Regions from separate parts of the Mus musculus genome. Here region 1 is linked to region 2. A link is a loop called in an ENCODE intact Hi-C map of the cell type or tissue named here. Cell type or tissue: heart. All regions are shown on one strand.

Region 1 (2,500 bases), 58 kb after region 2:
GTACAAGTTTGCAGTCCCCCAGCAGTGGATGAGTGTTCCCTTCACATCCTCGCCAGCAAGAGCTCTCCTCATTTTATTGATCTTGTCCATTCTGAGATGGAATCTCAGTGTAGTTCTGATTTGCATTTCCCCGATGACTAAGGATATTGAACATTTATTCAAGTGCTTCTCAGCCATTTGAAATTTCTCTTTTGAGAATTCTCTGTTTAGATCTGTACCCCATTTTTTTTTAATTGTTTTTTTTTTCTTGGCATCTAGTATTTTTGAGTTCTTTATATATTTTGGATATTAGTCATTTATTGGGTGTGTAGTTGGTAAAAATCTTTTCCCATTTGTAGGCTGCCACTTTGTTTGAATGATAGCGTCCTTTGCCATACAGAAGCGTTTCGGTTTCAGGAGATTACATTTATTAATTGTTAATTTTAGTGCCTTTGGCATTGGTGTTCCGTTCAGAAGTTCTTTTCCTGTGACAGTAAGTCCAAGACTATTCCCCACTTTCTCTTCCATGAGATTTAGTGTATCTGGCCTCTTATTGAAGAGGTCTGGTCTGTGATCCATTTTAGTTTTATGCAGGATGATGAGTGTGGGTCTCTTTGCATTCTTCTCCGTGCACATGTGCAGCCATTTAGTTTGACCAGCACAAGTTGTTGAGAAGTTATTTTTCACCTTGTATTTCTGGCTTATTTAAAAAAAAAATCAGGTTTCTGTGTTTAGACTTATTTCTGTGTCATTGATCAATATATCTGTTAAACCAACCATTTAACAAGTTAGAAACACCTCATTACAATCAAGAACAAGGCACTGTTTAGCATTTTTCTGGAAGTAGTAACAAATCTAATAAGAATGAGAAATAAAAAGTAATGGATTTTAGGCAAAATTATATATATTATGACTGCCTAATTTAAAGATAACTTAAAATGCAATTATTTAAAAGCTAATGGGTAACTAGTTAAGTTAAGGTAAGAAACAAGTTTGGATTGGAAGGTAAATGCTGGAAGAGTCCCACAGGAAGAAGAGCTCAGGCTGCTACAGAGGAGGCTCAGCTGTCTGCCTCACAGACAGGTTCTCACTGAACAACCTGTGTCAGCACAGAGGCATTCCTAGCCATCACAAGGACATTAAACATGTCTTAAAGGATGAAAATGAAACTTCATTATTAATAATAGAGTCTTATTACACAGAATTCAACTGAAAATTAGTACATATGGTATGAAACAGGAGAATGTTACATAGTCAGAAGTGAAATCTGTCAGGAGAGAAGCAGGCAGAGAACTAGTCTGACCTCCAAGGCCTGGGAGCAGGTTTTGTAAACATGGTGAAGTCTCTAGAGGGAAGTGTAACAATGAGAAGAGTGACCTATAAAAGGGCCCAGATGGAGCTCCTAAAGCTAAATCCATAGGAAGCAAATTCACCTGACAGATTTAACGGTTTTTACTATAGCTTGAAGATCTGTGAATTTGAAAGTAAAGCACTAGAAATCACCAAATAAAATCACAGAAAATGAAAACTAAAACGCACAGGTATGAGGAAGAAACGATCTAGTAGTTTCTTGGGCAGTATCAGATGGTTCAGCGCACATGTGAGGAGCAAGGGGTGGGGCCGGAGCCAGGGAGTGGGATCAAAAACAGAGACACTGGCTCAAAGAAATAATGTCTCAAACCTTACCATATTTGATAAATTCACAGTTCTTGGTATTTCATGAAACTTGGCAAGAGACACAATTTGTCAGAAAAATCAATTTTTAAGAAGTGCCTTGTTTCTCCTCCATTTCCTTCCTTTCCCCACACTGCTCCATGAAATTAAGACAGTTATAGGCAATTAAAAAGCTTAGAAAGTTTGTTTCTAGTAGTCTTCTGTTCCTAGAAACAGAAAAGAAAAAAATTAGTGTATCAATAGAAAAGACGGATCTATACAAAGGAATGCACAGTGAAATGTATTTGAGTAACTATAAAAGTGGTATTTTTCTGTTCCTTTAATTGCTATTTTTTACAGTTTTTCCTAAGTTTTATTTTTCTCAAGAAATTAACTATTCAAAGCAAAAAACCCCAGTAACTTGTAGAGTGTAAAAACCATGAAAAGGAAAGCATGACCACAGCAGCACAAGCTCTGTGTGCAGATGTGGAGTACGGGTGCTGCTAAGTGTATATGAGGCGGCATCTCACCTCAGTGACCATCATAAGCTGAAAATAGCCTACTCAGCAGCATAGCTGACCAGCATAATATATACAGTGTGTATTGTTCACCCTTGTGGCTCTGTAGCTGATTGAGTACTGTAGCTTGCTGCCACTATACGTGACTACATATCCTTAGTGCAGGAAAAGGTCAGAACTCAGAAATGAAGTATGGTTTGTACGAATTCAGATTCTTTTATACTGTCCAAAAGTCAAAAGTCTCATGAATTGAACTTTCAGAAATCATGGACTGTCTGTGCATGGCAGTGTTCTCACGTTACATGTAAAGTGCTACAAGGTAATATGTACTGTATAAATTAATGATACAT
Region 2 (2,500 bases):
TGAATCCTGCCAAGGGACATGAAGTTTTCCTTGATTTCTAAGGCTGACTTCCCACCCCTGCCATTTATGGGCCTCCTCTCCAATTGCCAGCTACCAGTTAGGATGTGTGCAAGGAACAGAAGGTAAATTTAAGAAAAAAAAAAAAAGCTAAATGCAAACTAGATGCAAGAATACATATGCATTGCTAAGAAGCCTATATTATACTTTATCACAACCTGGTTCTTCTCAATATTACAGATAACAGAATTGACTCAGATTGTTTCAAGCCTCAACTTCAACAATATTGTCCTTTTGGGTTTTAACACCTGCTCATTCATTCATCTTTGTTATCTTTGCGGGGGGAATGGTAGTGGTGGTGGTGAAGATGACTATAGAGTGTATATATAGTCTTGGGACTGAACCACCAGGAATCTCCTGTCTGACCTAGGTCGTCCGATTCCTCAGAAAGGAACCCAGTAGAAAGCGCAGGGCTGCCATTTTAACACGAATCCGGCACGTGGCCGGTGCCACCTCCTTCTTCAACCAGCCTCGCGTGCCCAAGAACGCGTGGAAGTTTGAGACCTTGATGTTGAACCCCGGCCCCGAGTCACTGATAACTGAGGGAGGCATCAGCCTTGGCCCCCGTAACCCGTCAGTCCCAGGAACCCCACATTCCAGCGCCACTTTCGCGATCCAAGCGCCTGGTCCTCCTCGTCCGGCCGCCGGGGCTTCCGGGGGCTCCGGGCTCTCGGCAGCGGCCAGGCCCGAGCGGCCCGGCGGGCGGGGGAGGGGCGCGGCGGCCGGGAGCGTGCGCGCGCACCTCACACTCCGCCGCCCGGGGACGCCCACTCGCGAGTCGGGGCGGCTAGCCGGGCCCGCGCCCCCCACGGCCGAGCCGCTCGGCCCAACCGGTGTCGGCCGCGCAGCCGCTCTGTTCTCCTCCGGCCTCCACAGGCCAGGGACCAGCCCAGGGCCGCGGACCCGCGCCGCAGTCAGCGCGAGCGTGCGAGCCACCCGAGGCCGGGCCCTGCCGGAGCCGCCCTGCGGCCGCGGGAGGCGCGGCTGCTCGCTCGCGCGCGACCGGCCGCCCTCCCTCCCGCCCGCCTCTCCCAGGCGGTGCGAGGAATGAGCCGGCGCCGGCCCCGGGCTGTCGGTCTGAGGGCCGCGGCCCGGCTACCTCGCACGCCGCCACCGAGGCGCAGGGGCTCGGCCGCCGCGGCTGGGCTCGGCCGAGAAGCGGGCGGCGGGGCTAGCTGAGGAGGAGGAGGAGGAGGAGGAGGAGGAGGAAGAGAAGAAGGAGGAGGAGCCGGGTGGGGGCGGCCGCTCGGCTGAGGAGGAAGTTCCGCTCCTGACAGAGCGCGCGGCGGCGCGGGCGCTGTAGTGTTCGGGACGCCGTCGCCCTCGCGGCCTCGGCTGAGGGTCGTCGCTGCTACGCCCGGCGCCGCTGCTTGGAAGCCGCGGAGGCTGCGGAGCGGTGGAGCGGAGGAGGCTCCGGAGGGGACCGAGTGGAACCGACCTACTGCAACTCGTCGTCTTCGCCGGGCGCCTCCCGGGGCGGGCAGCCGCCTCTGAGCATCGCGCCGGGGCGCGGGCATGGCAGAACCCACCTTGCAGCTTCTCTGCGGTGTGGCTCGCCCGATCCACTCTCGGGAATGAAGAGGAGACTCGCGATCATCCGGTGAGGCACCGAGAGCCAAATGGCGAGAAGATCTGACGGGACAGAAACCAACGATCGCTTGGGAGGTCACCCGGGCTTCTGGATGTAATCGGAGAGCGTGAAAGAGGTGGCCTCGTAAATAATAATAATAATAAAAAAGCACAACAATCCTTTGAGAGGAGGGAAATTGAGTTTATTCTTTTTTTTTTTTTGGCCGAGGTTTTGAGAAACGGTTCGATGTGTTGTACGTTTGATATAAGATGAGAACTTTATAAAGTATTCCGTCCAAGAGCCTAAACGATGACTACCCCAGCGCTGCTGCCCCTCTCTGGTCGTAGGATACCACCTTTGAACCTGGGGCCGCCCTCCTTCCCACATCACAGGGCTACCTTGAGACTCTCCGAGAAGTTTATCCTTCTCCTCATCCTTAGTGCCTTCATCACCCTGTGTTTTGGGGCATTCTTCTTCCTTCCAGACTCTTCAAAACACAAACGCTTTGATCTGGGCTTAGAAGATGTGTTAATTCCTCACGTAGATGCCGGCAAAGGAGCTAAAAACCCCGGCGTCTTCCTGATCCATGGACCCGACGAACACAGACACAGGTTCGTTTGTTACTTAAATTATGGTACTTCCTTTTGGGAGAGCAAGGTACAGTTCACTGCTTTCTTGTCTCTCCCCCCTCCCCCTCCTGCCCCTGTGAATGATCAGGGTGTTGAACGTTGTTGGTTCAGAGCTGCCTGGGTAGAACCATACATAGACTGGAAGGACTCCTAGGGTTCCTTGGTTTTTCCCGGCAGAACGAAGTGTTCAGTCAGACTCTTCTGCTGTGGACAGCAGGGAGCGGAGATACAGGGAGTCAGCATG

Evidence for each region. Hi-C counts contacts between places; a loop is a spot of excess contacts. Peaks named below come from ENCODE experiments on the same cell type or tissue, not always from the same donor. Only the 100,000 strongest peaks of a DNase experiment are listed, where the experiment ranks them.
Region 1: a loop joins it to region 2, with 2.0 times the contacts of the local background. A loop is called at or near these places in 4 of 42 quality-filtered maps.

The regions. Positions count from the first base shown.
Region 1 is chr3:100,626,290-100,628,789 of GRCm38, reverse strand. The region is part of intron 6 of Man1a2 (mannosidase, alpha, class 1A, member 2); the gene reads left to right. Among named protein-coding and RNA genes, the nearest start is that of Man1a2, 58 kb to the left of the region's middle. In heart, no CTCF peak of the experiment used is centred here; no DNase peak of the experiment used is centred here.
Region 2 is chr3:100,684,299-100,686,798 of GRCm38, reverse strand. Man1a2 (mannosidase, alpha, class 1A, member 2) reads left to right here and starts at 1,326. Exons shown (of 13, transcript NM_010763.2): 1 at 1,326-2,238. The coding sequence starts at 1,937. In heart, no CTCF peak of the experiment used is centred here; DNase peaks (open chromatin) are centred at 798 and 1,298; H3K4me3 peaks cover 2,363 bases; H3K27ac peaks cover 2,335 bases.